Regions from separate parts of the Mus musculus genome. Here regions 1 and 2 are each linked to region 3. A link is a loop called in an ENCODE intact Hi-C map of the cell type or tissue named here. Cell type or tissue: heart. All regions are shown on one strand.

Region 1 (8,000 bases), 160 kb before region 3:
GACTGAAGTTCACCCAGCCCTTCAATCTCTGTGGCCGAGAGCAATGGTAAAATGAGAACCTCGGGCACCGTGAGTGCCTTCAACATTCTATCATTACTTCAGCATCTCTGGAAATAACTGTAAGAATTGGCAGATGGGGTCATAAAATCATAATGCCTCTGCCCAGCGAAAGCAACCATTACCCAAGGGAGCAGGCAACCTACAGAACAGGGGAAAGATTTTTTGCTAGCTATATATCTGGCAGCAATATATATAAAGAGTAAATACACAAAACCAAAACCAAACAAACAAAATATAAATACCAAGCACATGAAGTAAAAATGCTACCTAGACATATAAAAATTGACCATCTTTAGCCATCAGAGAAATTCAAATCAAATCTAGATGAAGAGCCTGTGAGATATACTTAACAACTCAAGTGTGATCTCTAAAGCCCACAGAAGGGCAGAACCAAGTTCCAGAAGTTGTATTCTGACCTAATCATAATAGAAACCATTAAGAAAACATACAACACGCAGGGTACAAAGGTGCATGCCTTTATCCCAGCACTTGGAAAGCAGAGGCAAGTAGATCTCTGTAGATACTAGGCCAGTCAGGACCATAGTGAGATCGTCTCAAAGGGTGTGTGTGAGAGAGAGGGGGGTTGGGGTTAGTGAAGAAGAAAGAGCCTTACACCCTGCTGATGGGAATATGAAAATTAATGCAGAAAATCATTGTGGAACCCTCCTGTCCCCACCCACTCCACACTAAACACAGACCTACAATATTACTGAGCTACGGCTGTCATAGAACCCATCTCTACAGTGGGAGCCACCCTACCCTACAATACCTAGGGCCCTGAGCAAACTCCACAAAGCACTGTGTACCAGGCTGCTTTTATACTGGTCAGTGGGAAAAGAGAAGTGGCTTTGACTCGCTGACACAAAGCGTTGTTAGGACAGTATAACTACTCATCAGATTTTACTAATGAACTAATGAGGAAACCAGGTTTTAGAAATGTGACCAGGTGTCTGACTTCAACCTTCATGATCTGAAATCTCACGCAGGTTTACAATAAGGCCAGCTTTATCATCTACATTTTTTTTTAAATTACATCTTCATTTTCTTTGTCCAATTGCTTCTTTAAAGATGATTATTGTAACCCACAATGTATCATCTTTACAAAGTACTGCATAAAACTATCTGTGTGGTTCCTTTGGGAAGATCTGTGGTCTGTTCACAGTGGCTACACCATTTTACAGTCCCTGGGGCTCTGAGTACTGATCTTCTGGTATGGTTGTTACTTTCTGCTTATTTTGAATTCATTCTGTTTTTGACAATAACACCCTTGCTAGTTTCATCCTTGTCTCTATGATAAAAACATCTCTACAAAAAAAAATCAATTTAGGGGAGCACAGGCTTGTTTTGGTTTTCAGTTCTAGGGTGGATGCTACAGGGGCAGGGGGAGAGCAAGGATAAGCACAGGCTCACTTGTGCTTAGCTTTAAGAGCCTTGGTATGGTATATACAAACTAGAATAACCACCTTGTCTCAGTCAGAATGGCTATCATTAAGAAAACAATTAACAACAAGTGTTGGCAAGGATACTGGGAAGGGGAAATACTTGTGTATGCTGTACTGGCTGCTCTGGCCACTATGAGAATAAGTATGAAGGTTCCTGGAGACATTGAGATATATCCACATATACTATTCCTAGGGGTGTATTGAAAGCAATACACCGAAGTGTATTAAGTACAACACAGAGATGCCTGCATATCTGTTTTCACTGCAGTACTATTCACAGTAGCAAAGATATGGAATCAGTCTAGGTGTCTGTGAAGAGACAGATGTATACAGAAGATGTAGTACATATACACAGTAGAGTTTTATCCAGCTATGAACTGGAATGAAGTTATATCATTTGCACGGAAATGGATGCAACTATATAGATCATTTTAATCAAAATTAGTCAGATGCAAAAAACAAACAAACATTGTGTGCTTTCTCCCACTTGTAAGTTCCAGAAAATTTTTTTATATAGATACATAAAACTTTTTGTGACATTAAAGCAGAGGGGAGGGTGCTAGCAAGAAGGGAGGGGTGAGGCTAATAAACAGAGAGAATGAGGGCCGGCAAATACAGTCAAAGTGCACAAAATACTTGAAGGGAATTGCACGTATGAAACAGAGCATTATGTAAAAGAGTACACACCAAACAATTTTTAAAAAGGAGACCCACAGCTTTCACATTTTTATAGGAGATAAAATTTGCACAAGGAGAACAATCTTAGAAAGAACTCTGTTTTAGAAGCGACAGCAGAACCGTGTGTGCCAGAGGCCACAAAGACACTAAGGGGATTATGGGAAAGCATCCATGTGCAGAGGAATACCGTTTGTCTGTCCTGAAAGGCCTCACCAGGTAGCGGCAGTTCCTCTGTGCTCTCCAATGCCGAAGCATCAGGGTGGCTTGACGAGCTGGCTTGGACAATTTGTCAGGAAGAGCATGGCTAAACCCAAGTCCTGAGTGTCTTCTGCTCCTGGGCTCTGCGTGTGGCTGCTCTTCACGTAGCTTGTGCTTCCTCACAATATGGCTATGCCCACAGAGCTTAGTGCCTGTGCACCCTGGCTTTCTGAGAGAAGGAGTTTGAAAACTTCCAGTCGTTTCTAGACCTAGGCTCAGAATCCTCAGGAAGATGCTTCTGCTTCAGTGAGCATCTCAGAAAGGTAGCCAACAGACTCTATGTCTTAAGGAATGTGTGCTTTCAGCCCCATAGGCTAGCGACTTGGAAAACAACATACTGAACACCTTCAACTATGAAGGAGGAATGCCCTAGAACAAGAACCAGGAAGATGTCTCCCTTACAGTTTGCCCTCTAATGGTTTCCAGACCCTAAGATGTAAGACCCTACTCCTTATTAGATACAAGGCATATTCCACTCTTTTCCAGAGGTTTGATTGGGGGTGAGGTTTTCTTTCACTCATGTATTATGATTAAGTTTTGTTTTGTTTGTTTTCTGGATACAGATTTCCTTATACAGCCACCTGTCCTCAATCCCCCTGCCTCAGTCTCTGAAGTTCTAGGATTGCAGGCATGCATCGCCACATCCAGCTCCTATTATGCTTTACTGGGCAGAACAAAGGCTTTGCCCAGCTGACATGTGGCAGGGACTGTCAGAGAGCCCATTCTCATGGTCCATTATACGGTTCTGAGAAAGGAAACTCAGGCAGGTCCAACACATCCTCTGTGTGGACGCCAAATGTCTTGTGACGTGGGTTCTTCGGGGCTGTTTTTAGTGAGGACACTCCAGTCTTATGAATCTGACAGGAATTTGGCTCTGTGCCCTGACAGAATGCAATGTAGGCATAATTTGATCTTCCTGTAATTGTCTTTTAACTTGGCAATCCAGACTAATTTTTTCCTGTGAAGTGAGCCCAGAACGTCACTGGGACAGTGGTTGGGTTAATTAATGAGGCGTAATAATGTGCATAATAAAAGCATATGATCTGAGTTTTCTTCCCTTATTTTTCTCTTTCCTTCCCATGGAGAATAGCTGGCCCCACTGGAATCTGTGAGTCACATTTTGTTCAAGGAATCTCGTCTTGTAAACAACAGCAAGGAGAAAATAATAACTGGAGAAACATCTGCTTGATTGAGTCCCTGACTTTTGTTTTCCACTTCCCCCCATTGCATGTTAAAGGAAGTAAATAGGAAAAAAAAATCTAATTATATTACTGTTTACTGATTACAGGATAAGTTTTTATTGTGTTTATTTTAAAGACCATTCTAAGACACACCCAAAGCCTTCATCTTTTTTTTCCCCCTTACAACCACTTACAGTTCCCTCTTCTTTTTCTTTGTGGTATGTGGCTAACAGCCTTTAAAGTCACCAAATAGTTGTACCAACCCTTGATTCTCAGAGTTAGCAGAGAGGGTTGGAATCCATAGTTGTTGGGGGGAAATATTCACAGGTGTCAATGATGAGGCTATCGGAAATCAAGAATCGGAAGTGGCTTTAGGTTCCAACAGTTCACCAGGTACGTCTGAGTCTGAAGAAACCATTAATCAGCCTTTCCTCGTGAAAACTGATTCATCCACTTTAATTCTAGGTAAGATTGTCAAGGTCCAGCTATACCGCAAGCTGTGTGCTAAGTGGGGCATAGTAAGATTAACACCAGCCCTGGGCACCATGTGGAATCAGTGTTAGACTCAAGTGGGAAAGAACTGTTCTGTGGATATTAATATGGCACCAGAAGTTGAGCTGTCCCTGGTGTTAGAATTGCATATGGGACCTTTAGGAGTAAGTAGGTTATCACACAGCTTGAGCAAGAAGTAATAGTTCACCAGGCAAAGCCTCATTTCAACTTCTAAGCATAATACTTTGAAGGGGTGGCAAATAGAAAAAGTATGAGACAGCCAAACATGGTCTTCATATTAGGGTGCCTAGCTGATGGTATTTTGCCAAATATCTATCATTTAGCTCACGATTTACTTTGGTTGAAAATTTCCTTGGTTTGATGATTCCAATTTTTTTTTCCTAAAAATGAGTGTTATTTTTGATCAATGTCAAAATTCATCTAAAACAACTTTTGTTAAAAAAAAAAAGAATCATTAGCACAGCAGAGCCTGGCACTCAACGTTATGTGCCTACATTTGTCCCTGGACACTGCCAAGAGCTGGGAAGTTCACATAGTACCAGAACAAAAAGTTCCACTCATTCCATGCGAGTCACAGGTAATGAAGTCATAATGGAACCTCTAGCCAGACCAGCGCCACGCAAACAAGGCGCATCAGGAAGCAATAATGCTCCAAAGGGAAGATGTGCTCTTCCCGTTCCAGAGAGCATCACTTTCAGCAGTGAACTAATACTATCAGCTCTGTTACCCTACTACTAAACCCCGTCTGACCTTTGAGTAGATTATGGCAGATATATCTACTGCTTTCTGATTTTCAAAAACCTCTTAGAAAAACTCTCCAGCACACAGTTTTTAAAATAAAGTTAATTCAAAAAAATTTTTTTGAGGCAAGGTCTCACTATATAACCCATGTTGGCCTCAAGCTTACTGGGGTCACAGGTATGTACCACCATGCCCAGCTAAGTATTTAAAAAAACAACTTTGATATTTAGCTATGAATATACACTTTTCAGAGAAGGGAAAGTGCCACAACTAAACACCTTAACAGAATACTGAAATATTGAAGCTTTGTGTCACTGTTCTCATGACAGTCATACAAATACACTAACTAGTATCTTACTACTGAGAATTTATAATTTGAACTAATATCCATCTGCACAAATATACAAAGTAATTAAAAGATTAAAACAAGCATTGCTTTAATATTCAGGGCAGAAATGACAATGGCATGGGGCAGAGTGAAAAAAGAGAAGGTGGACATGTGAACTACTTACTCATAGAAAGTGCAGTTTGGAGATTAAAAGAAGTCAGAGATATAAGCATTAAGTTTAAACTGTTCAACATGTCCTCCAGGTAGCATTTACTAGAACTGCAATTTCTTTTGTGGGTTGATGTCCTAGTTTCACTCTGATTGCTGTGACAGCATACTCTGACAAGAAGCAACTTAGGGAATAAAAATATTTATATCATTTTATAATTTCAGATTACTAAAGTCCATCATTGTGGGACTGTCAACTCAGGAACTTCAAACAGTCAGTCAGTCACATCACACCCAAATTCAAAACCAGAGGAAAATGGATGCATACATGCTTACCTGTGCTCTGCTCAAGTTCTAACATAGTTCAGAACCCTTGCCTAGGGAATGGAGCTGCCAGTAGTGGGCTAGGTAGGTTTTCACACATCAATTAAATTTTATTAAGATGACTCCTCATAGACATGGGCAACTCAACATGGATGATCCTTCATTGAGACCCATTTCCTAGGAGATTCTAGGTTTGTCAAGTTGGCAATTTGTAGAGAGCTTCTTCCTTGACCATTTGTGTTTACTGTCTTGCTTGTTCCTTAACCTGGAACCGACCTTATTATTTGCATGTAATTAAAATGGGATAAAAGCAGACTGAGAGAAAAATAAACCCATCTCAGCCTCAGAACATGCTGGGGTCATGCTACATTGTTGTCTAATTGTTCATTTTCTTTTTAATCCTCATTCCTTCCCTGGAGAACCCTTTGACAGACTGAGCTGGCTTGGCCAGCAATTGAAGTTAATCACCATGGTTGGTCTCAAAAAATTAGGCTATATCATTTCATTGAGAGAAATCTCTATTTATAATCTAATAATCAAATAAACATCCCAAGCCGGACGTGGTGGCACACGACTTTAATCCCAGCACTTGGGAGGCAGAGGCAGGTGGATTTCTGAGTTCTAGGCCAGTCTGGTCTACAAAGTGAGTTCCAGGATAGCCAGGGCTATACAGAGAAACCCTGTCTCGAACAAAAAATGAAACAAACAAACAAAACAAAACAAACAAACAAACAAATAAACAGCCCAAAATACTCAAAATACAAGGCAGGTCAGGCCAAATGTCATGTGAATGGCTAGTTAGAATTGTCAAGGTAAGCTTAAAATTAAAGAAGCATTTGAAAAGTGTCTTGGAATTATTTTCCAGTGGCTGTTTCCTCTCTCCAGTCTTTCCAATTTAGTTTTCCTCACCTAGCCATGCTTCCTGGCAAGAACTCAGTCCTCAGCATAGGGCTGTTCCATTCATTTGTGACCTTGCTTGGGGGTGGGAGGGGTAGGAGTCTTTAGCAGTCTGTTCCCACACTAAACTAATGCATGTTCCCATACTTCATGCTAGAGCCACACTCTTGTCTTCTTTCTTTGACCTTTAAATTTCCTGTCTCCTCACACTAGCAATGGTTTCAGTTCAAGACCCACTCTTTTGGTGTTCCTTAACCTTCCCTTCACCAACTCTCAGTCCCCTCTCACTGGAACGCACACCTTATGTGATCTCTCTCCCTAAGAGATGGTTCAACCATTAGCACCTTCTCAATGGATCCATATCAGGTAGATTAGCTTTAAGCATATTCTTATAGCTAGAGAAGGTGATTGATCTTAACCCACATGATAGCTCCGTCATCAAATACTTATTCTCTGAATGCACGCTCTCTATCCAGGGTACTGTTTTAGTTATTGCAATAGACATGGCTTCTGCCTTCTTAAAGATCATGCCTAACTGAGGCAAATACCATAAACAAGCTCGTGATAAATAAGATCAACTTGGGTTCATATAACTGATATAAAAATAGTTGCCATAAATGCCAGCTAATAGTAATAGCTTATTCTGTTCTGTATAAATTATCTCAAGTACTTTATATCGACTATCACATGGAAGCCTAGGAAATAAGGGTAATTATTATCCCTTCACTGCAAGACATGAAACTAAAGCTTAGAAGGTTAAGAAATGTCCTTGAGATGCTACATCCACTAAGGATCATGACCAGGATGTAAAAACAGGCAGCTGGCCTCTGGATCCTGTTTCCTCCACTCACCTGATGAGGAAATTCTGGTGCACAGAGAGTCATTTGAACTGAGAAGTCAGTGAAAGGCAACAGAGAGAAGAAACGCTCAGCTGTCCCTGCCCAACGATGCACCCCTAAGGGAACTCTGAAAGGTATGAGGTCAGATGCCCCTTCTCTCCTGTAAATTTCATCGAAGGAGATTCATTCAAACCTGAACAGGTCTTGCCATCTCAGATCTTCTTTGCTTTGCATGCAAGGGGAGAGACTGGGTTTCCAAGGAAAGACCAAGAGCAGCTCAAAGAAGGATCACATCAGTTGGACATGGTGGTCCACTCCTGTCCTCTGAGCACTTAAGGAGGGTGGGCAAGAGGATGAAAAGTTCAAGACCAGCCTGGGATTTATATTGAGACCTTGGCTCAAAAATTAAGGAAGGAGGGGAGGAAGAGAGAAAGGGAGGAGAGAGGGAGGGAGAGGAAGGGAGGGAGGAGGGAAAAAAGGAACCTTTTCCTCTGTCTTGTATTCCTTGCCTTCCCAGAGGGCCCATAAGCAACTCCTCCTTCTCTACTGGAATGGTAAGATCCAGTTGCCC
Region 2 (8,000 bases), 54 kb before region 3:
ATGAGGAAAAATGGACCATGAGTGTGTGACCATTAGAAGTTTGTTGTGAAGACACATGGAACAGAGAAAGCTGGATGAGACTCAAACTACAAGTAACACAGGGTCTATGGTCCGGATATAGGTTAGAATATCTCGGAATCTGCCCAGTCTAGGCTTACAGCTTGTAAATAAAATATAAGATTTGTGTGTCTTTTATATGTGCTAGCTATAATAAATATTTCATTAACAATGAACATAAGTCAAAACCACTTACATTCTGTGTTGCTCTAGAAACTTTCTGTCTGTGACTATATTAAAGTCCCCACATCATCTACATGGTAGGCATTTTTCTCATCCCATGACCAACATCAGGAACCCCCATTGTATAAATAAGAATAGAAGCAAGAAGAGCTTAAGAACACAGTCCAAGACCTCACAGCAGGTAAGAGGCAGAACTGATGTTAGAGCATCCATGATAAGCACCATATTCGATTCTCCTAGATGCCATGGTCAGAGTGGAATCGTCCTCAGAAACACACTGCCAACCACCACGCTTCAGACCTTGTAAAGGAACCTGGTTCTGATGAAACAAGAGATTGCTCAGAATTATGGCTCCTTCTGTAAGGTTTCCCCATTGTTTGTCAAGCTTTGCTAAATTCCCCAATACCTACAGGGCTCTCACCACATTTCTGTGGTTACAGATGTACAGAACAAGCGTTTGAGTGATATTGAAAGGCTGTTGGTTTAAAGATGTGAATAATGTCTTTGAATTTGACATATTTGCCATATTCCTAGAGGTAAATTGAAAATAATAAAACTCCATAGACTTCCCCATCAATTTAACTTATACACACCCCTTAGAGATGTTATATATTTTGAAATATATCACATTTACATATGTCTTCTATGTATACATATGGTAAGCACCTACTAGACACTGAGTGTTTATACATTTCATCTTATTCATTCATAACTCACTGAAAGTGTCACTGAGCAGCATAGCAAAGATGCCAAGTGAAGGCTGTCTGGCTCCACCATCTGCATCCCCAGTCTCCAGGTGACATGACATAGTAGGGTGCCATGACTAATTCAACCTCTGGGACCCTAAGTTTCAGGGGCTTCTGTTGTGTTTTGCCTTGTTTAGTTTTGTTTAGTTTTGTTTTGGTATGTGCCTGTGTGAGTGAGTGTGATTGTGTGTGCGTGTGTGCGTGCATACCTGTGTGTGTGTCCATATGCATGCTAATGTGCATCTTGGTGTGTGCATGTTCATGTGGAAGTCAGAGAATAACTTACTCCTTAGCCTCTGTCCACCTAGTTTTGTGGGGAAGGGTCTCTCACTGACCTGGGCTTACCAATTTGGCTGGCAGGTGAGTCCCAGTGACGCTCCTGTTTCTACATCTTTGGTGCAGCCATCACTTAGGTGTTATTTTTTTAAGGTGGATTTCCCGGGGATCGAACCTATGTCCTCATGTTTGCAAGACAAGCACTTTAAGAACTGAGCTATCACCCGAGCCCACGAACTCAAGTTTTCTTATATCCTTATGTGGCACATAAATGATAAGGTCTATGTTGTCTTTTATTTCAAGAATTGTGTGAGATATATGAAATTCCACATAGCACGTAGGCCAGTTAATAGGCTTTAGTCCCTAAAAATGTAAACATTCAAACATGCCAAGGATCTGATTTTTGTCTTCATCATTTTTCTCTATTTTGTTTACTAATACTTTCACTCAGAAAACAATGCATGAAGGAGATGCGTATATGAGTGAAGACAAAAAAAAAAAAAAAAAAAAACAAAAAAAAACCATACATGAACAAAGAGACCTCGGCAGTGCTTTTAGCTTAAAAAACAAAAAAAACAAAAACAAAAACAAAACCACAGTCTAGACAATTTCTTCCAGTGACATCAAAGACACAGTCCTTACTCTATCATATCAGAAGTGGAGCCCTATTTAAGGTTAGAGGTTCCCTCTGAGGTCCATGACCCCACCCCCTATGCTAATAAAGTCCAGTGAGCAGGTTCAAAGTGGCACGCTTTGAATTTTTTTTAATGAGACAAAAATAAAAATCGAACATATTTTTAAATATCAGAGCTTATTACACTCTCATAGTAATGTTTGCTTTGTGCAACATTTGCCTGCATTGTGTGTAGTCTGTGCATGTCACCTGCATTGCTGCATTGTTTATAGTCTCTGTAAGTGGCCCCAGTGCATTTCTTGTATCAATGCTTGGTGTTTTTCTGATAAAGAGTAAAAAAAAAAAAAAAAAAAAAAAAAAAAAAAATCAAGGGACTCTTGGGGAATATCTTTGGGAACCTAGGGGTAATGATCGGTTTGAATGTCAGCCAGCCACAGTTTAGAATCACCTGATTAGTGAGCCTCAATTGAGGAACTGTCTTGGTGGCCTTCCTTCATATGAGAAGAGCCTCCTCACATGTGGATGGCACCTTCTGGTAGCATCCCAAATAAAAAGGATGGAAGAATATTGCCCTCCTGCTTGCTGGGCATTTCCTCTCACTGGTCACTTGATTTGGCGATGGTATCATTGCTGATATCAGAGCCACAGTTTCCAGGCTCCGTCGTTCACTAAGGGCCACCTCTTCTCCAGGAACCTGTTAGGCTTCCTGCATCAGACTGCAGCTGCTGAAACCTCCAGCCTTGTGGACTGAAAAACTCCCAGGTTCTAGGTCTCTCTGGTGTGAGGCAGCCACTGTGGTAAAACTCTCAATGGGGCAGAAGTTGTCCCTTCATTATTACTGTTGTTTGTTTATTGATCTTTCCTTTTCATTTGCTTCTGAATCTCCCAGGGAAGGAGATGCGTATATGTGTGAAGACAACAAGACAAAACATGGTGCGTCGAATGAGAGCTGAAGGCAGGACCTAGGAACTTTGCCTACAGTTGGTTCTGCTTGTGTCTACATTTGAAACTTCCATAACAAGGAGTTAGATAGAGATAGCCCCCAGAAGAATAAAAACAAACAAAAAACCAATGTAGAACTTGAGTCTATAATTTTATGCTCTCTCGTGTACACACATGCACTCCAGGAGACCCCTGCTTCACCTACACGGTTTTGCACACTGACTTTGAACGCTTTCCAAATGTGGTAATGTGGCCTAACTTGCTTGTTATTTTTTTTTTTCAACATAAAAGATCATAGGCCCTGTTAGACGCATCAGAACATCATTCTGTTCATCTCGGGGAAACGTTCTCCCTTCCACATTTTCTTTGAAAGAGGAGGACAGAATGAGGCTGGGGGGAGAGGTGGGGGAAAAGAACGGACCACTGAGTTTCCACTTTCCACAGAATGGCAAGGTCCTCGGGGAGACAGTAAATTGAAATTAAGGCTGTTTCAGGCAGCCTACAGGATGTGTCTGCAAATGTAGACGCAGAGAAATGGTGAAAAAGTCTGTTTGTGCCCATTCATACAAAGTGGGGGCCTTGTAATGTGCTCCAGCCCCTGGGAATGGTGGCTGGCCCGAGGAACGGAGGCCGGAAGAATGGGATGGATTTGACATAAGTACTTTTAAGTGTTCTGAAGGCCCCCACTCCTCCCTGTGGTTTACAGCAAAGCCCACTGGGAGCCACAAGGAAAGAGCCCAGTGAATCCCCACAGCTTTTCGTTTTAAGGATAACAAATCTTAAAACAGGTGTGAGCTCAGAAAGCTCCTTTTACTCCTTGCTTTCTCGGTCTTCTGTGGCCAGCCAGCTCTCTCGCTTTGTTATTATCATTCCACAGATGGAGAAGTCTGGAGTCAGGCAAGGGAGGAGAGGAGCGAGAAGCTGAATAAACAAAACGTGCTTGGAGTGACTAATATTCATGAAGTCCGCTGGTCATGCACTATGAAATTTATTAAAGTGTGGTTTCCACGAGAATGTATTAGTGGATCTAATGAACACAGAGTTTTAAAAAGTGGTCTCCAGGAAATGGCTTCTTGGGCTTGGATATGTCCAGTGAATAATGTAGCCAGAGATTATATCGTCAAAAGCTTCGTTAGGCTGCTGGGAAAGGTGGGGGTGCCGACACCAGGGAAGTGGGGATAAAGGGAGACTAGAAGTCTGACGGGTCCGAGTCTTTACTCATTTATACTCATTAAGCCTGGAGACTGCGCAGAAAGCCTCTGAACTTCAGTGCTGCCACCTGGTGGAGACGAAGCGCCATGCGAGGACCTGGGAAACATGGCGCCTCCATCCTCAGAGTCAAAAGATTTGAATGCCTGGTTCAGGCTGCCATTAAAAACCCGGTGCAGTGCACTCATCGTTTCCTTGGTTACTACAGTGTGTTTAGAGCAAAGACAAACACGGGCACGGGCACCGATTGTGCTGAATCAAACCTAAATACGTGTGCTATTTATTTTTGTACATCTGTGATCAGAGAGCCTGAGATAGCTTAAAAGGGAAAATCACTTATTTTGGCTCATGGTTTCAGACATCTGAGTCCCACCATCTTGGCTCAGCTGATTCTGAGCCGCTGATGACATGGTAGAGGGAGCATGCTGAGGAAGATGATGTTCTCCTCTAGACCATCAGGAGGCAAAGCTGCTGGCAAGGGGACTGAGGACCTGACATAACCTTCAAAGGTCCCTCCCTGGCCTACTAAGTCCCTGGATGCTCTACCTCCTATGGTTTCCAGACCGTCCCAAACAGTTCTAGCGTCTGGGGACCGAGCCTGAATACGTGAGCCCTGTGGGGAACATTGCACATTCAGACAAAACAGGACAATGTGTTTTGTTGGTTTCGTTCTTTGTTTTTAAGTTCTCCCATTCTGCTGTTCTATTCTATTGGGACCTTCAGTTAGTTTTCATAGCGTCATATCTTCAGTCTTAGGCTAGTGTGTTGCTCTCTTAAATATGTTTGTTTTATAATCAATTCCAACTCTTGCAAAACGTTGAACTCATCCTGTATTCCTCTCTTTCAATCTATCCACTGTATCAGCAAGCAACCCCTCTTGTTTGTGGTCACAGCATCCCAGGACCATTTCATAGACACCGCCATTACCCACATTTTGACCGACTGGTTCGGCTCCTGAATGATTGCCACAGCCTCCTGATTGAACTGCGGATTTCCAGCTTTCCAGGCTCTGGTCAGCTTCCCTTTAGGCACCAGAAGAGGGCAAGAGAACATGGTAAACACTCGCCTTCATTGCTCAAAGCTCATCAAAGAAAACCCTAGACTTCTACAGTGTGTTTCAAGGCCAGGTCTGCTCTCCCGTTTTCCACTCACTGGTCTTCTTGCTGGTCCCCAGTGAGGCTACCCTCTCATTGCCCTGTCCAAACACTTGACAGGAGGCAACTTAAGAGAGGAAGGGTGTGTTTCTGGCTTACAATTCAGTGAATTAGAATCCATAACAGCAGGGACAGCATAGTGGCAGATGTATGAGACAACTGTCATATTATATACATAATCAGGAACAGAAAGCAGACTTAAAGTGGGGGCCAGGCTACAAACACTCACAGTTGATCAAATCCACTCCCATTCTCTCCCCTACCTCTTCACCTCCCTCCAGTCACTTTCCCCTCCTGAATTCATTTATATGCTTCCTCTCCCTCTCCCCCTCCCCCTCCTCACTCTCTAATTTTTAAAGATTTATTATATTTACTTATTTGTGTGACACATGGAGCAAGCCATGGCGTTGCGGAAGTCAGAGGATAATGTTCTGGAATCATTTCTTCCCTTTCACTATGTGGGTCCCTAGGAACCAACCCAGTGCCTCCAGTCTGGCAGGCAGTGACTTTAGCCACTGAGCCACCCATAGGGTCTCGCCCTCCCCCTCCTCCCCCCTCCCCCCTCTAATACTTGCTGAGTGCATTTCATGCTGCTCATCTGTGCATGGCTGTGGAACCACCTACTGGAGCATGGCCAGGCTCTTGGAGCCCCGTCCTTGAAGGAAACTCAGTTTGCTTCTGCTTCTGACCATGGTTAAAATGTTTTTATTTCATGCACTGACTAAATGCAATTGGATTTGCAGTTATCAGTTTGCTCTTCGTTTTTCCACATTTCTAATATTGTGGTTTCTCTTTCAATACTTTCTGTAATGGCAAGAAAAGCTTTTGTGTACCACTTTGAGTCCTGTTCTTCCTTATACTTATTTTATTAACAACTGCTTTGATTAATATACATACCACCGTTTGTCATAATAAGGTTCATGATCTAACTAGTTGAAATAAAAGAATTTCAATATACTTTCCTGTATACTCCTTGTCTGTAGCATAGCTGATTATATATATCAGCATCTTAGACTTTACATTTTCTCTCGCTCTCTCTTGCACTCCGCTGATTTTATTTTCCTCTTCAAAACACTTCTTAGGGTGACCTCATCTCTGTGGTCAGCATGCTGTCAGGATGGATTGCCATTAATCCTGGTGCGTTCTGGGTGGTCTAGCCTGGTATCAGTCGCCGTGTGTGTGTGTGTGTGTGTGTGTGTGTGTGTGTGTGTGTGTATGAGTGTGTGTGTGTGTGTGTGTGTGTGTGTGTGTGTGTATGAGTGTGTGTGTGTGTGTGTGTGTGTGTGTGAGTGTGTGTGTGTGTGTATACATATATATACATACATACATACATACACATACACACACATGCACACACACACACACATATATATAAACTATGGCATAAGTTCAGGCTAGCAGAGATGTGAGCTTCATGTCACCACTTCTGCCATGCTTAGCCTGAGGACTGTCCACCAGACCAACTCAGATAATATGCTCCAGTTGAAGCTAGCTGTTTTCATGGCCTGGCTAATCTTCAGGGAAATCAAGAGACTCGGAGGGAGGGAGCAGCATCATAAGAGCAGGTTCCCATAGTTTCTCTTCTGAAGTTAGGTGGCTTTTCAAGCTTGAAGGTTTAAGGATGGTGTCTTGGTTTGTATTGGGCTCTAGACTACGTGTGTGTGTGTGTGTGTGTGTGTGTGTGTGTGTGTGTGTTAGATCAGTTTATCTTCCACTACAGGTATCTGTGTGAGAAGGCTTGCAGCTTCTCTCACTCAGTTAGCCAGTGACGCTCCTAACTTAAGCTGAGAAGCAGCCACCGGTTTTTCTACTGTTGTTGAGCTTATTGAGTAAACTGAATGGCTTTTCCTTATCATATAATGTCTTGTGGTAGGAAGGACTTCAAACCACTTAGTGCCCGCGTGAACTACACTGCCTGGAGATTAGACAGGAGAAACACTGAGGCACCATGTCAACACGTCATCTTTAGAAAGAGCTAAACATTTGACAAACTTCACTGACCAAACTAGGGTGAGATCAGGGGATTAAAAGACATAGATACCAATCTGACATCTCCAAAGATGGGGATAAAAAGAAAATAAACTCAAATGCCTACAAATAGAAATTGGTTACTTTTGTGGGAATCTCCTCAGGGGGAAGGGGCAGAGGAACGTTTTTCTAAAGCAGTTGAACATGTGTTTAAAGCTGAACTTCAGAAACAGGACTATAATTATTTTTTTCTGATATGTTTTCTGTTGAGACATGTCTGACTCTTCACATCTTGACTGATGAGGTTCCCCCACATCAGCCTCACCCAGACTTGTGTTTTCTGAGTTAAATAACTGAGATTTATCTGTTTTTGACAAGCCGCCTCACACATTCATCTCTGTGTCATGACGGTGAATTTCCAAACGCTGAAAACTTCACACAGACTCTGGACTGTTTGCAGGTTTACACCCTTCCCACACTGAAAACAAATATTAGAAGGGAAGGCTCACTCGAGAAGAGCAGGAACAGGGCGACTGATACCAGGTTAGACCACCCAGAATGCACCAGGATTAATGGCAATCCATCCTGACAGCATGCTGACCACAGAGATGAGGTCACCCTAAGAAGTGTTTTGAAGAGGAAAATAAAATCAGCGAAGTGCAAGAGAGAGCAAGAGAAAATGTAAAGTTTAAGATGCACACAGCCTCAGTGTTTCTCCCCATTCGTTTTGGAAGCCCTTGGGTGTTTCCAGGGAAATTTAATCTGACCGTTTCTGAGCCATTTACACTTAACTCACCACAATGTTGTTCCATCCTAGTCACTGGTCCAAAA
Region 3 (8,000 bases):
TGGGAGTGACAAAAACCAAATGGAATTTAGAAATATCTAAAAAGATATTCTTGTTGGGTGGTCAGTGATGAAGGTAGAGTCATTTCATGTAGCCCAGGATGACCTTCAATTTGCTATATAGCAGAGGCTGCTCTTAAAATTCCTGATCCTGCTGATCACACCTCCGAAGCATTTAACTCACACCACTACATTCATGTCTTTTTCTCTATTTTCATTTTTCGGCATTCCCTTTTTGAAGTAGGTTTCCAATATAGCCCAGGTTGATTGATCTAGCATTATTGTGCAGCCCAGGCTGCTAAAATAATACTTTTTTTAAAAAGTAAAAATGGCTTTAAGGTCTATCCTATGAGACAGAAGCCTCCCCTGAGACTGTTAAAATGTCCAAGAGGCTGAAACTATCTGGGCCATGGGCCTAGTGAAAAGTCGGCTATGGAATACAGCAATAAAATGACTCCTACTGCTATGCCCACAGCTCAGAGCATTGCTCGATTCCATCAGAAAAGCTTCTTCTTGCACTAGAAGACTGTTAGCACAGGGATCTGCAACTGGGCACTATGCAGGGAGTAAGGGCCTTTGGAGCACATGATCTTAAATGGAATGTCTTCATTAGAGCCCTGCCCTCGAGCTTCAGGGAACTGTGTAGAAGAGGGGAGGAAAGACTATAAGAGCCAGACGTGGTGGCTGACACAATAGGACTGAGGCACATATGAGCTCATAAGGGCTGTGGCAGCACGCACAGGTCTAAGCCAGATGAGTCCAGAACTGAGAGGGGGAAGTGGACACAGGGTTCCACCACTACCCAAGATGTTATTTGCCATTGCTACCTTCTGGGAAAGAGGAAAATCCGTTTTCTCCAATGGAGTGTCATTGGGTATATCAACCACACTCCAGGGCTGGCTTTGGGGCCAAGAGGAGTGACCAACACAACACAAACCAGACATGGTGGTGGTGGTGGTGGTGGTGGTGGTGGTGGTGGTGGTGGTGATGTGTGTGTGTGTGTGTGTGTGTGTGTGTGTGTGTGTGTGTTTCATTTTGGCATTTTTTAAATATTACTGGGTTTTTGTTTGGTTTGATTTACATTTTTTCATTTCTGTTCTTGTCATTTGAGAGAGAGAGAGAGAGAGAGAGAGAGAGAGAGAGAGAGAGAGAGAGAGAACATGAAGTTGGTGGGTATGAAGGTGGGGAAGATCTGGGAGGAATCAAGGAGGTGAAATGTGATCAAAACCTATGGAAAAATAAACAATTTTAAATAGGTACAAAGAACTTAAAATATTGTTAGGATTTGTTTACCTAAAATGTTAGGGAATGTGTGCCTTCAGATTTCTTCTATTCTCTAGAGCTCTGAGCAAGGACAACACCATGTAAAACTCTGTCCTCAGAGGCACCGATGCCCAGTGTGCCCCACACTCTGTGTTCTCTCTGAGTAGCTCAGGTGCACACAGCGACCATTCCTAAGTCTCACTATTGACTGCTTTCTCCAAACCTGACTCTTGGGTTGTCCTCAATCCAAGCCCTTCCTGCTTTCCTTCAGGAAGAATGACACGGTTACAGCTCCAGGCCGGCTTTTGTTCTCCAGTATCTGAAATCCTCAAAACTGCTTCACTTACTTGTTAGCAATAAAGCAAAATTGCACAGTTAAGAAAATTGTTGAGACTATAAAAGCACTTGGCTCCTCTCCCCTAATCCAGAAGGTACTGTGTGTTCTTTGGATCCCAGACAACGCTTTGGGCAGTTCCAGATAAGGTATCCAATAACTTCACTCTGTGTCCTCATTTTTCTTGCCCTCATTCCAGAAAAAGTTGGACAGCTGCCTCCTAAATAATTTTATTGTGAGGAAAGTTATTATGAAAACATACTCCACTGGTTTTCACTGACCTCCAAAACACACTCCCTAATTAAGTGCAAATGGGAGCTGACTTGGAGCAGGTTGTCTCTGATTTTGGACTTGGGAGCCTTCTTAAAGTTTATGAACTCTATACTCGAGCTCTGTCTGCCAAACGAGGAATTTCTTATTTCATTTGGTGACTGCTCTGAGGTTATATAACGCTTCCCCAAAAGCCCTGGATGCTGAAGATGCGTAAACCATCTGTCTATGCTGAAAAGTCAGAGAAAGAGAGGGAGGGAGGGAGGGAGGGAGGGAGGGAGGGAGGGAGGGAGAGAGAGAGAGAGAGAGAGAGAGAGAGAGAGAGAAGAGAGAAGAGAGAAGAGAGAAATTCATTGCCCCTTCTATCTGTCTCCGAGTACAACTAATTATTTATCCAGAGGAATTTCCTTGTGGCTTTTTATTTTAATATTGAGTTCCTACATAACCATAAAATTTTACAGTACTGAAGAGGCAATGATGGTATTCATGCCCTCACGTCTTTTTATAGGAGCCTATTTGGCTTTAATATTTAAAGAAACCCGAGGACCTGGCAAAGAGAAGCATGAGAAGAGAGGCCCAGAGGAGGCAACTTGTGCTTCATCTCGGGCCTCCAGTCTTTCCCTCCCCAGCCAGCAGGGGGCAGTAGTAATAGAGGCCTGGAAGCTGCTTCCTTCTTGAACTATGAAGAGACTTAAACAAGGAGAAATGATGAAAGCCAAAGGGGTTTCTCTGACCTCCTCTGGTCCTCCCTGGCAGGAGTAAGCCTCTGGCGGATTAACTTCCAGGTCCTTCGCCTGCTAACTTAGGTTGTGGCAAATATTTGGACGGCAGCCGTTAAGTGGTAGTCTCGAGCCCACGCTCTGCCAAGCTGAATCCCACCATCATTTGATGCAGCCTTTTGACAAAGAGAAACGAAGCTGATGAGTATTTCTGATGTCCTGAAGGTGAAGACACTGAGGCTTAAAGCCGTGTGCAGATTGCTCAAGGTTACAGAGCTAAAACTGAAACCCAGACTAAGGAAAGAGTTCAAAGTTTCTCATCGTTGACCCAGGTACCAAGCTTTATTTGAAATTTTGGTTTCTTTGATTTCGTTACTTAATTTTTAATAGCATGTAGTTCAGGCTGGCCTTGAACCTGTGATCCTCCTCCTTCAGTCCCTGAGAGGCGGGATTGCATGTGTACGCCACCACAGGCAGTTCATCGTTAAAATTATTTTACCTGACAAAGCAGATACAAGTATTTTTTTTTTTAGCTTTTCTTTTTTGTTAATTTCTGACATGGAAAACTTGAGGTAAACAACCATCAGCTGAAGTTGAACACTTCTACATCAACAACCAGTAATGGACAGAATGGTATTCCACCAGCCTGGCTAACAATGGTGACATCATTGAATGGTTTTGTGAACTTTGATGTTGGACACTCTTTCTTTCAATGGTGTAACATCATACCAACTAGACACTCCGTATCACCCTGACTCTCTGTGGCTGTTTGAGCAACATGAGACTCTGTGAGGAGCCCAAGGCTTGCTCTCGGGCATCTGGGTTCGATGCCAATCCTAAGCACTGTTCTGTGTGAAAGGATTCATCGTTGGCCAAGGATTAATTGGATCTGGTGATGGTGAAGCAGGCAGATGCAGGGGAAGCCATTAGCCTGGCTTAGCGCCATAGGAAGTGCTGGGTCCCAGTGATGACTGGGACACTGTATCAAAACTTGGAAAACAAGGAGAGAACTCAAACAAATGTCCAGATGTTTTGGTTGTGGGTGCCAAAGGTCCAGATGTCTGACAAACTCTCCGAGAGTTAATTGCGTTTGTCGGTGCTCGCAGGCAGACTTGGTACATCATGATCACAGGCTATGGCTGAGGGTGAGCGGAGGTTAATGTCCTTCCCGGTCCTGCACAGGGCTCCTTTGTCATTAAGGAAAGCTGCAAAGGGATACAGACTTCCGTGCCTGCCGAAAACATTACTGAGAGGCAAAAGGCAACTGGGTTTTCCACAGGCTCTTAAACATCTTAAATCTAAAATAAGTAATTGTTTTTGTTTTTGTTTTTTTCTTTTTTATCTCCTAGGCTGTTTTTTTCATCTTTAAAAGATATCATGAGAGATCTAAATAGGGCCCAGTTCTCTCTCAATCTGTTCATCCCAAGCAGGCTGGTATTAAAACGTTGAATCCAAAGTTCAACTATCTTCTTCTGTCAAATACTATGGAACTATTTCATTGTCATATAGGCTTAAAGTAAGAGAAAAATAATGATTTTCCTATAATCTAACTTACATGGGTCCTGTCGTTAACCAGTCAAAGAAAAGCAGGTAGGAAGACAGCTTTGAAATTAAGATTTCAAAATACTGTAGAATAGTGTTTCCTATAATAATTATTGAACATTCCATTCCTATGAGCCCTGGTTTTCTTTTTCCTTTTTTCTTCCTTTGTCCTTCCTTCCTTCCTTCCTTCCTTCCTTCCTTCCTTCCTTCCTTCTTTCCTTCCTTCCTTCCTTTTTTCCTTCCTTCCTCTCTTTCTCTCTTTCTTTTCTTTTTTCCTTTTTTCTCCTTTCCTTTCTTCCTTTCATATTAAAAATAGCGTGTGTGTGTGTGTGTGTGTGTGTATATACGCACACCCGAGTGTATGTGCATGCATCACGTGCTCAGAGTGCCCACAAGGGTCAGAAGAGGCATCTGTCCCCTGGACCTAGAGTTACAGACTCCAGCTCCTCCATGGGAACTGAACCTGGTCCTCTGTGAAAATTATAAACACTAATCTTAACCACTGAGCCATCTCTCCCACCTTCCCTTCCACTCTCCCTTCCTTTCTTCCTTCTTTCCTTCCTAACATGGTCTCATGTTTCCAAGCCTGACCTCACCTCCCTCCACAGCAGAGAATGAATAGCCTGGAACCTCTGATCCTCTCTTCTCTACCTTGCAAGTGACAGGATCCTAAGCACGTACCACTGTGACCACTTTGTATGATCCTGGGGACTGAACTCAGAGCGTCCTTCATGCTAGGCAAGCTACCGGTGAGCTACAACCCAATCACAACACGTCCTCCTCCTTCTGTTCCGCATCTCTAAGAAGGGCTACACCAGACACACATGGAGGCAGGATACTTGACCCGAACCCAAAGCCAAGCAACTAGTAAGAGTATTTTTAACTGAGTATACAGTGTTTAAAGGAACCCCAGCAGCTCAAAGAAGTTGGAGATGTATTTGCCTCAGTTTGTAGAGATTGCACAACTTGACCTGATCCGCTCAGGTCACATGGAAGGAGAGAAAGGTAGTTAGTGGGTGCAGAATGCTCTGTGTGCTCCTGTGCATTCTATATGACTAGTCGAGTTCAAGGATGGTCTATCATCTTAAGAAAGCCCTTTAACAGTGAGAGGCTTCAGTTTCCAAACAAACAAACCAAAAGTTTAAAAGATAATTGTTATGGGGTTCCTCCAAACCCCTTTCTACAGCAGTCATGATCTGTATCTATTTGACCTAGTTCAGAGATATAGATGAAGCAGACAATGGTCAACACAGTACCCGGGGTCCACCTTGAAGGGCAAAGGATGAAGTATTAGAAGAACACATAAAGTCCGTGCTTCTCAAACCGAGGCGCCTTCTGAGGTCCCTGGGATCCTGAGAGAAAGTCCGAAAGAAGCAGTTGCTCAGTGCATCCAGTTTGCAAATGTCCCTGAAAAGCCTACTCTTGGATGGTGGCATAAGTATTTTTTGTGGGACGGAACTTAAAGCTATCATACATCTGAAGGAATAAAACAGGAGACAGTGAAGATAACATTGAGCGTGAGGCTTCCTTCTACACAACGATCCCTTGCAGAGGGAATTCCATGCTGAAATACCTGAGGACATTTCATTGCTGGAAAGCTGTGTGGGGTCTGCAGCACACCCCTCATGGTCTCTCTGAACACAGCATGGCAAGGATAGGGATCTAGCAATGACCAGAGGAGGGTAGAGGGGCCACCAAAGCTGTCTCCCAGCTTCTTGGACAAGATGCTTGGGATCGTTGGATTATTTAAGGTGTTTGGGAGCTTTTTTTTTTTTTTGAACACATGCTGCCCTGGAAATCACTACTCAGCCAGGGCTTAGCCTTGAGCTCACAGCAACTTTCCACCTCGGCTTCGCAAGTACCAGGATTACAAGCACCAACCATCAGAGCTGATTTTTTAAATCCCCCATTCCCTGAGATTCCTGGCTGAGACTTGGTTTATCATCTGAGAAAATGTTTGTCATTCCTAGGACTCACTCGCAATTAGAATTTTACAAAGCCCCAGGGGGTGGTCCCACATAGCTAGTGTTCTAGCAATACTGTGAGTTCTTGCTGTGGAGTACTATACTCCTTCTGAGAGGCTGGGCCAGCTTATTCCCAGAGTACATGCTCCTTTGCCCCTCCTAAAACCTCAGGCCTGCTTCCCTGACTCACAGGAAGGAGGGTGTGTGTGACAGAGTACTACTGAATGCTGTCAGAGGGGAAAGTGTACCAATGTGTTCTCACCAGAAATCTCCCAGTAAGAGCTGAAGGGGTAAGGTAGTCATTAAGACAGCTTGCTATCGCTGTTCTGTCAGATGACTGTAGTTTGGATGCTAGCACCCAGATCCCAAGGCTCACAGATGCCTGTAGTTTCAGCTCCAGGGAATGTGAGGCCCAGTTCTGGATTCCATGGGTGCACACACACACAAAGCATACATGTGCCCGCGCGCGCGCGCGCGCGCGCGCACGCACACACACACACACACACACACAAATAGGATAAATCTTTTGTTAAATAAAGAAAACAACAAAACAGTCTCCTAATAGGAAGATGAGCAGATGTGGGAGGAACTGAACCAAGGGCCTGTGAAACCTCAGGTCATGTGACCTAATACAGGCTGCCCACCATGGCTCCTGTATTAGCTTGGACCGACCAGTCTGTACAGAGTCCACAGCTCCTGGTGTGTTTTCCACAGTTCATTCCTTCTTTCTTCCTCACTCAGCCGAGAACACTTTACATGAGCTCCGCTCATATGGTGGTAAATCTTGACTTGAACTGACACAACACACACGGATTTTCCTCCTACAGTCTAGGGAGAAAACACCTTGATTCCACATCTTTAAAAATGTGCCCACACTTGGGCACAGTCTGCTACATCTGACTACACTGTGGATTGTAACACGCCATGCCCATACCATGTGACCACTCCCAGATCCCCAAATTCTGAAGTTCAGAATTTGTCCGGCCCAGAGGTTTTAAAACAAGGCTCTGTGAGTCTTTTGCGGCCCAGGCCCAACCCAGAACAATACAAATAGACTAATCCTATATCCTCGGAATTTTCAAATCTTGAGATTTTTTTGTCCAGCCTATGTAACAACTGATTCTTGCCTTCCTCTTGCCCTGCGTGGGATTAAATGCGGAGCCTTTCATCCGCAGGAACGGACCACGTCAGTATACCATAGCCCTCACACACATTTAATATGAATTCACCAGTGCTGATTTAATACATATTAATGACATTTCCCCATGACTTTAAAAAAAACGTTTTGTTATTTATTTATTTGTGTGTAGGCGCCAGCACTTACATTAGAGGGTCATTTAGAGGCTAAAAATGGACATCAAATCCTCTGCAGCTGATGTTATAGTAGATTGTGAACGGCCTGATGTTGGTGGTGAGAACTCTGGTCCTCTAAGAGAACATCAAGTCCTACTAACCACGGAGCCATCTCTTCGGCCCCTTCCTTGCTTTTCAAAACTACAAAATCAACAAACCCCTGAGTAACACTCACAGTCCAGGCTGTTCTCCAAGAGTCACTTCGTAGCCAAGGCTGACCTTGAACCGCTGATCCTCTTGCTTCTGTCGCCCAAGGACGGAGCTTACAGGCACGTGCTATCATGTCCGGTTTCATTTAGTACCATAGATGAAACACAGGACTTCACAGATGCAACTGAGCTATACCCCCCAGACCCACATATCAACTCTTATGGTCTAGCCTGCCAGGCTGTCACTATGACATCATAGAAAGCAGGGTAAAGGAGAAAGACCACTGATGACTATAAATATTCTCACCATGGAGAAAGACCACTGATGACTATAAATATTTTCACCGGGTGCTGGTTACAGGCATAACAACTCTGCCATTTATATAACAGCAAAATGTGGTAAAATGGT

What was found. Peaks named below come from ENCODE experiments on the same cell type or tissue, not always from the same donor. Only the 100,000 strongest peaks of a DNase experiment are listed, where the experiment ranks them.
Region 1: it touches region 3 in a loop (8-fold over the local background); 5 of 42 quality-filtered maps call a loop at or near these places.
Region 2: it touches region 3 in a loop (2.1-fold over the local background); 2 of 42 quality-filtered maps call a loop at or near these places.

The regions. Positions count from the first base shown.
Region 1 is chr1:184,286,631-184,294,630 of GRCm38, forward strand. No RefSeq gene overlaps it. Among named protein-coding and RNA genes, the nearest start is that of Gm34177, 39 kb to the right of the region's middle. In heart, no CTCF peak of the experiment used is centred here; a DNase peak (open chromatin) is centred at 3,251.
Region 2 is chr1:184,391,303-184,399,302 of GRCm38, forward strand. No RefSeq gene overlaps it. Among named protein-coding and RNA genes, the nearest start is that of Gm34229, 37 kb to the right of the region's middle. In heart, a CTCF peak has its summit at 4,134 (motif pointing left); a DNase peak (open chromatin) is centred at 4,129.
Region 3 is chr1:184,445,602-184,453,601 of GRCm38, forward strand. No RefSeq gene overlaps it. Among named protein-coding and RNA genes, the nearest start is that of Gm34229, 18 kb to the left of the region's middle. In heart, no CTCF peak of the experiment used is centred here; DNase peaks (open chromatin) are centred at 1,860, 2,500 and 3,640.